Linked DNA regions of Mus musculus: all the other regions are linked to region 3. A link is a contact called in ENCODE Hi-C or POLR2A ChIA-PET data. All regions are on one chromosome and are shown on one strand. The core of a region is the stretch at or near the end of the contact, and the rest is flanking DNA. Distances in the headings are between cores, read along the strand shown. Region 1 holds the start of Zfp9 (zinc finger protein 9). Region 2 holds the start of Zfp248 (zinc finger protein 248). Region 3 holds the start of Bms1 (BMS1, ribosome biogenesis factor).

Region 1 (2,700 bases), core at 161-2,660, 60 kb after region 3:
ACATGTGATCCATTTTCTCTTATATATGATTCCTTTTGGTTCTGTTGCTATGTCTGCTACCGGCATTGGGACTTAGTTTCAATGCTATTATTCTTAAAGTGAAAGGAATTAAATCATGGTGAATAACCCTCTGTGCAGCCTCCGGTCAAGCCTTGACAGCCACACAACAGGTTTAGATCCCTGTAATTGACTGGCCTCTCAAAACAGGCTGAAACAGGGGGGTGGGGTGAAATTAAATTACATCTTAATGAACTGTTGCATGGCTGCCAAATCTAGCTTTGAAACAAATGAAGCTTTGAAACAAAATTACCTTCAAAAATAGCAATTTGAAGCCACATGGAGTGAGGCACACTTCTAGCCCCAGCACTGTAAAGGCCGAGGCAGGCAGATAGCAAGATTAAGGCTGGTTTAAGCTATAGAACGAGAGCTAGACCAGCTTGGACTACATAGTGAGACATTATTTCAAATAAATACATAAATAAAGTCATTAATTAATTAGACAACAGTTTTAGTACCATATTCCCTAAAAAGGTATATCGTGTATATAGATTAAAAACAAAAACAAACAAACAAAAAACCAAATGCTTAATTCCAGTCAGCCGGGTGCATACCAAAGGCCTAATGTATAAGGCCAGATACAAATGCGCCAATCATCAGCCTTAGGAAATCTCCTTCGTAACAGAGAACACAAATGAACAACAGTTCTCATCTTTTAGATCTGTCTCTGCTGGACGGGGTGGCACACACCTGTAAACCCAGCATCCTGGAGGCTGAGGCAGGAGTTTCAACAGCTCCAAACTAGTCTGGAGCTCCAAGGCCAGATCGACACCCCACCCCCAATCTGTTTTACTTCTATTCCCTTAGAGGGTGAGTGTATATAATTCCCAGATTCTCAGGAAAATTTAATACTGAAAGACCTTTTTTTAAAAAGCAATACTGTACTTCCAAATAACTGTTCAACAGTCTAACAAAGGATAGCTGAGGGATATGGGGAGGGAGAGCCTTAATTAATCTCTCACACTAAGGGATCCAGAGGAGGCTGGAGGAGTTTTAGGAATAGAAGACTCCAGGTATGATCAAGTATGCTTCAAGGCTGTGTCCTCAGCGGCTGCACGGAAAGCAGACGCAGACAGGACTGCGTGGAAGAGACAAGCCCGGCAGAGTTAAACAATAGAGGATTACGACCACCCGCAGGTACTGGGTAAACCAAACAGCCTCTGTGAACAGCTTTGAGGGGCCCAGATGAAAGGACCTGGCTCTGCTGGAAAAGCAGCAGCCCGCCCTGCTTGTTCCACAGCACTCTGCAAGACTGCCCTGCTCCGTGCGCCCTGAGCGATTCTCACCTCGGTGACAGCGGCCTCCGCTGCAGATGCCCGGGGATGGCTGAGAAGCGGGAGGACGCCGACGTGGCGGGAGGACAAGGCGAGTGGGTGCCACGTCACCCGGGCGGTGGCTCAGACCCGCCTGCCTCCCGCTGATGTCCCCTCCTCTCCCCTCCCCTTCCCTCCCCTCCCCTCCCCTCCTCAGCCCGCCCAGCGCGCTCCTCCCGCCGCCGCCCCACAGGATCGCGTGCTCGCTCGCCCGCCCGCCCGCCGCAATCGGAGAACCCCTCAAATCGGGGGATGCCGCGGGGCTCGGTGTCCCCCGCAAGACGAAGGACAAAAGTTCCTCAGCTGACAGGCGAGGGCTCTGCCCATGCGCCTAACGGCCCTCCTTTCTGGACTACGCTTTCCAGAAGCCTCCGCGATGACTCCGTGTGTGATCACGTTATGAAGTTTGGCTCTGAGTACCTCACTGTTGAGCGCTGCGCTGCTTCCCTAAGGCCTGATCTTTAAGGGGATGATTGAACAAGCAATGGGCACCCTGCGGAGTTAGACAGAAGGCCGTCAGAGGGTGCGCAGTGTGTACGGTGGGGTAGCTTAAATACTTGAAGTTTACATCCAAGGAGCTTGCAATTTTGTCTTAGGATTACTACCTTTCAAAACTATGTAAACGATAACACGAAACGCGAGAAACTAAAAAAATATGTACAGTATATATAAACCAAAAGAATACACCAAGTAAAGTGCCCTACATGTTAGTCCCCGCCTCCCCCTGGCCAAATTTTTAAAGTTGTATCCTACCGATGCAGAATGCCATTCTTATCCTCTCACTAAGAACGATGTCCTGAATATGTAAAACAACTTGTATATGTCCTTGGCCATAACTTTAGTCCGCACTGTACTAACCTTAGAAATATGGAAATATTACATTCTTCATACGAAAGTTACAATTTTTACACATAAATGTATACATATAGCATATATGGTGCCAGAGCTTTTAAGATCAACGACTGAGCCCCGGGCAGCCATAAGGACTCAGACTCATTGACTGGTCCTCAAAAGGCCAACTTAAGAGACAAGGGGACCAAACAGCCTGCAAGGTTCAGGATAAAGGTATTGTTGGCACAGAAACACAGCTCTTGCCTCTAAGGGGATAACTCTAAGGGGTTATTGTGAACTGAACATAATGATGGTCCTGGAACATAGACTTAGGGCACCCCAAATTTCCTTTTCCAACGTGCAAGCTGCTTCCCGGGGCTGTTTTATTTTGTGTATATGGGTTTGGGCCTGCATGTCTGTGTATCATGTGGGAGACATGCATGATGAAGCCAGAAGGGGGCATCTGATCCCTTGGAACTGGAGTGACGATCAGTCGTGA
Region 2 (2,700 bases), core at 65-2,564, 36 kb after region 3:
AATCTAACACCATTAATCCCTTGAAGTCAGGTAAGTCAAGGAAATGAACGGGGCTTTTAAGGCAAGATAAAAATTTCAAAATGTATTTGCTTACATTCCAAGTTGCTTGCTTACAATTCTCAAAACGATCGCTTGATAAGAAACTTGCACCTCAAAGAGACAAAATATACAGCCATCTGCAGGCCCCGGTTGTGTCACTAAAAACCTGCAAGATGTTGAGATTCTCAGGACCCACCTACACTACTGTCCGATGGAAACATATGGCCATAATAGCAAGCGTGTCCCTACATGCCACCTTCACATGAGTCAAGAGTCTAAGGGACCGCCTCTCCACAGTTAACCAGGTAGGAGGGATGCATAAGATGTGGAGGTAGGGGCAGTGATAGCAATTCCGGACCTGTGAGCCTTTCACTCCCAATCGTTTTCCAAGAACTAGCATTCCATGTGCAGCCTGTATGCACCCATCTCTCTCAACTCCAGCTCACCTCTCTCCTTAAACTTGTCCCAGACTTTCGGCGAGCACACAGTCTTCCATGGTTTCAGGACACTGTCATTTTCACAAAACACATGAGCGAGAACCAAATTCAGAACTGGGATCCCGGGTGTGTGAGGGGGCAGGAGGTTTGGTGGCTAGCTAACCACTTTCCTCTTCCACTCCAAACACTGCGCCCTAGGGACCAGTCCAAAGGCCCCCTGCGAGGGTGGGCTCCCTAGTAGTAGCTTAAAAATAAAAAAAAAAAAGAAAAAGAAAAAAGAAAAGAAAAGAAAATTGCAGCAAGTATTCGTAATAGTCACACTGTGCACAAAAGGAAACCGAGTCTCGGGTAGGTTATTCTGTCCCAGTAATTCATTCACTCGGGACCTGGCTTACCCGCTCGCCCCCCACATCCCAGCATCTAGCCCCAGCAGCCAGAGAACGGATGCGTCACCGCGTCACGCTCGCGCCATGCGTGAGTCAACTCCTCAGGGTTCCGCCCAACCACCCCGCATCTTCCCCGCCTAGTGGGCAAAATGCGCAGGCGTAGCACGAGCTAGAGGCCCTAGATTAGCTCTGCAGAAGTGCGGGACTATCCGGATCCCGCAAGCCCGAGCCATGGAGTCCCAGCGCACCCCGGCGTTTCCCCATACAGCCCTCCACCCCGCTGGTCCCTGGTTGCTGCCAACAGCGACCAGGATGGCCCGAGCTCCCAGAACCCTCCGCCCTTGATGCTGTCTAAGGCTCACCCGCCGCTCCTGCAGTGCACCGTGCCGAAGGCCAGGAGTTGTTTCCCAGGAGGTACGCGAGGCCACGGATGGACCAGGAGCAGGACTGCAGTTTGCGCATGCGCAGAGGAAGGGGCGGTGCGCCCAACGGTGCTCGTAGTGGGGTCTCCACGTCCAGTGTTGGAAGAAGGACTGTTGCCTGGAAAACGGAGTCAGCTCCTGTCTCACTCTGTATTGTAAAATGATGCTGTTGAAGGCGTCTAGAAACCAGGGTTACTTTATGTAAGAAGTAAAGGTGTTTGCAGTGTAAACACGACCTTGTCAGACTCATTTCCCAGGATGGGACTTTCTGGTACACCGCGACAGTTTTCTGTATCTTTATTCTATCTAGCGCCAGCCTTCTGTCACTACCCTGGGGACTGGGGATCAAATTAATATATTTTCTACACTCAAAAAGAAGGAAAGATGTGTTAAAAATTATGTTGGAATGTCAACTGGTGTTGGAATAGTTCAGGACTTGGTCACTTTGCTGAGATTTCATAGGCGTGGCTTCCCTGTCCTAGCTACAAGACACAATCTCACATCAGACTTCCCTATCCTCTGGCTCTTAAAATCTCTACCAGGTCTTCTGCAGCATTGCTCGAGCCTTAGGTGGAGGAGTGTTATATCAGTTGGGCTGAGAACTCTTCCCTCAGTTGCTCACTGTATTTTGACAAGGTGTGTCCTTCGGTAATGGTCTCTAACTGCTGTAAAAAGAATGTCTTTGTTAAGGGATGAGAGCTACGCTTACCTGTGGGTATAATGATACGTATAGGGAATGTAGTTATGAATTGTGCTACTTTGGGACAGTGGCAGTGGTAGGGTTTCCTATAAGATTCATGATCTCACTAGCCTCGTGCTATAGGCCTCGCTTCTCTCCTGGCATCCCAAGATGAAGAATTGCAGACAATCAGCAACTACACACACACACACACACACACACACACACACACAGAGAGAGAGAGAGAGAGAGAGAGAGAGAGAGAGAGAGAGAGAGAGAGAGAGAATTAGTCTTCCCCAGGGGTGAGCCCCATGAGTTGTTGTCCAATACCAAGTGGTCAGTCAGTCCCCAAAGGCATACACCTGCAGGCAACACTGAGGGATGCAGAAGTTTCTATTTGTGTGTGTGTGTGTGTGTGTGTGTGTGTGTGTGTGTGTGTGTGTGTAAAAAGAGTGGTTAAAGAAAAAAGGCTGTGGAGAAAGGGGAGTTAGATATAGGGTAGAGGTAGAAGGGAGGACAGGGAAGGGGAAAATTATGTAATATTTTAACTAACTAATTAGTTTGTGAATGTGAAACAAATTTATATAAAATCCTGGAAAGTAGTCTAAACTAAAAGATCATCATCATGAATATTCTCTGGATAAAAGAGAGAGAAGCCACAACCCTAGTGCTGAATAGCATTAAAAGGATAGCTGCTTCTGCTGGGCCAGGCTGACCATCCCCAGAAAGATGTTGGT
Region 3 (2,700 bases), core at 2-2,501:
ACAAGAAAGAAAGAAGGACAGAAAGAAAGAAAACAAAGAAAAAAGTGGGGAAAGGCAAAGGGCAGGTGTTAGAGGGAAAATGTTTCTTTGACAGAGCTCTGACATTTTAGGAAAAGCCATACGGCATGCCTACTATGGCATGCCTACGTCCTTCAGACCTGAGTTAAGACTCACAAGGCAAATGCCATCTGGGAGAGGCTCCCAGTACTTAAGGGAAGACCCACTAACCCCAGGTAAACACACCTGTGAAAGGACCTCGCCATCCGCACAGCTGACTGCACTGCGAAAGCTTTGGGGTTTCTCTTCCGGGCATCCTCTTCATCTCCAAGCTGTAGGTCTTGCAGGTGCCGTTTCTTTTTCTTCTCAGCTTTAGGCCCACTGTGCTTCTTCCTATGTTTCTTGTGGTCCTTGGTCTCCATGGTGGCTATTTATCTACTACAAATAAGTCTTACCTACACGGAACAGGGAGGACGGTGGTGGTAATCAATTATAATCAGGGTAACACAGGAGGGCAGTAATTTAATTTACTTAAGTGCTGATGTATTTGTTCATTGAATGGAGGTAGAAAATGTTTAGCCAGTATCTTCAAATTCACGTCCCTTTCTTACGCCATAAAGTATAAGAGTTAGCAGCACCAACACTATCCTTCTTATGTTTTATGTTGAAGCCATTTCGACAGTGCTCATTTTTTGTAATGACAGAAATACATCCTACCTGCTGTTCTCAGTACAGAAGCCTTGTGAACTACACGTGGTTACAGAGAATTTCAAGCGTACCTTCGGAAACTGAAAACTATCTTAAGTTTAAATTAATTTTAAACTTAGTCGCACGTGACTAGTGCCTACTATTCTAGGTAGCTTAGGCTGAAGTGTCCTTTTAACTTAAAACGAAAACAAACATACAAGTTTAAGACATCCGAACAGTGCTGAGCAGACTCGCCTCTCAGCTCCTGGAGGAAGCACATTTTCCCCTCCCGGTGATCTATTTTTGCTGGGAGAAGAACACGCAGCCGAGCTGGGCAGGAGCCCTCCCTGCTCGAGTGACCCGCTCCCCATCCAGCACTGCACGAACCCACGCCCTCCACACTCCCGGGAGCACCTCTCCGGCGGCCGAGAAACTTGCCTTCCAGCCCAGACGCAGCCTGGGAGCAGCCTGTCGGGAGGTCGAGGACCGACCGAACCGGGAAGCCGACGGGGCTCGCGAAAGCACTCGGACTCACGGCAGCAACCGCTCCAGCCCGCAAGCACGACGCCGGAAGCGGAAACTGTCCTTCTGCTTGTACCCGTCGGAGGGAAACGAGCAAAGAAGAGGGGAAAAAAAGGAACCCGTGGACGGACGACTTTCAGGGGAAAGCCGGAAGTAAGCTCTGGGTTGGCTGAGGGTTGCGCAAGCGCACTTTCAGATTTCGCACGGACTGCCCTCTCCTTCGGGTCCCAGCCACTCTGAGAGTCGGGCTCTCAGCCAGCGCGACCTGGCTTCAGAGGATCCGCGCGGCGCTGGGCCCTGGCCCGCTTATTTGAGTAGCAGAGGAACGCTGGAAGGACGCCCGAGTCATCGCCAGTCCCAACTTGAAAGCTGTGAATTCCGCCGCCCCATCCGCTAGGCTACCGCTCCCTGTCACCGCTGCCAGAGCTGTCCTCACGGGTTTTCAGCGCTCTGCTGCCCTCTTGTGCCAGGACCGACGGGCTGAGGGCAGGGTGCTCCTCTGTGCTCCTGGAGAGGGCGTTTTCTTCAGAAAACGTCTTAGCTTGCCATTTTGTGTGCATGTGTGGCTATGTGTGTCGTGTGTCTTGTGTCTCTGTGCTCAGCCTTGCATCCCCAGGACTCAGTCCAGTCCTGGGGAATAGCCCTCAAACCCCCAGTCCCGGTTATTTGCTACAGTTATGCTGGACTCAAAACTGAGCTCATCTCAAGGAGAATAAGAAGTAGGGTTTTTTCCTTGCGCCAAATAAGAGTGACTGCGGCCTGGGAATACGGATTCAGGTTCCCACAAAATAGCATGTTCATGCAAAACACAGCTCTCACCTCAATGAGCCAAGAACATGGGTTCAGTTGCCTCAAAGTCTCCCATTTTGTACCTTTTAATAGCACACCAACACAAAACAGCTCTAAAGGTTCATATGGAAATTATGAAACAAAATCAAAGGTTTAGCAAATGATAGTTTGTGAGGTTGGCCCTCCTATTTCTCTCTCCCCATCCTTTGACTATCATTCCAGTGACCATCATTCTAGCCTTTCTGCACATTCCAGAGCAACGCCCCAATTTCTGCAGGAAGTAGTTATAGAAAAGACTACATTGCCCTTTATCATCAACAAAAGGATTGGAATGTAAGATCGCAAACTGAGGACAAATGGCTGACAGAGGTGTCTATTGAACAAGTCAAACAGCCCTCAGTCCCAACCTGTGACAGGGTCATCCTGCCTGGCAACTATCCCCCTAGCTGAACCACCAAATGAGGCCTATGAGAAATTTCTCATACAGTCCAACGCTGGAAGAACTCAGGGCAGACACCATAGTGCTTGCTAACTCACTCATTAGGCTTATGCTTGCCTTATTTTCTTACATAGCACAGTATCACTTGCCCAGGGAATGGTGGTACCCATAGTGGGCCTGGCTATCCTAAATCAATTAATAATCAAGTCCAGCCCTCCAGTCATACCTATAAGCCAATCAGATTTATGCAATTCCTTAACTGAGAC

Evidence for each region. A loop is a pair of places that touch in the nucleus more often than their neighbours do. ChIA-PET counts read pairs that join two places held with the same protein, here RNA polymerase II (POLR2A).
Region 1: a loop to region 3 is called in a map of heart, with 6 times the contacts of the local background. The contact joins the promoter of Zfp9 here to the promoter of Bms1 in region 3. A Hi-C loop is called at or near these places in 1 of 37 maps with a recorded cell type or tissue (heart). POLR2A ChIA-PET finds 5 or more read pairs at or near these places in 2 of 5 experiments (both embryonic stem cell).
Region 2: a map of left cerebral cortex shows a loop between it and region 3 (6-fold over the local background). The contact joins the promoter of Zfp248 here to the promoter of Bms1 in region 3. A Hi-C loop is called at or near these places in 3 of 37 maps with a recorded cell type or tissue (adrenal gland, heart and left cerebral cortex). POLR2A ChIA-PET finds 5 or more read pairs at or near these places in 2 of 5 experiments (Patski and embryonic stem cell).

Annotation. Positions count from the first base shown.
Region 1 is chr6:118,477,863-118,480,562 of GRCm38, forward strand. It overlaps Zfp9 (zinc finger protein 9), which reads right to left and starts at 1,411. Exons shown (of 6, transcript NM_011763.2): 1 at 1,344-1,411.
Region 2 is chr6:118,454,192-118,456,891 of GRCm38, forward strand. It overlaps Zfp248 (zinc finger protein 248), which reads right to left and starts at 1,315. Exons shown (of 6, transcript NM_028335.2): 1 at 1,225-1,315; 2 at 486-720.
Region 3 is chr6:118,418,166-118,420,865 of GRCm38, forward strand. It overlaps Bms1 (BMS1, ribosome biogenesis factor), which reads right to left and starts at 1,252. Exons shown (of 23, transcript NM_194339.1): 1 at 1,123-1,252; 2 at 244-452. The coding sequence starts at 419.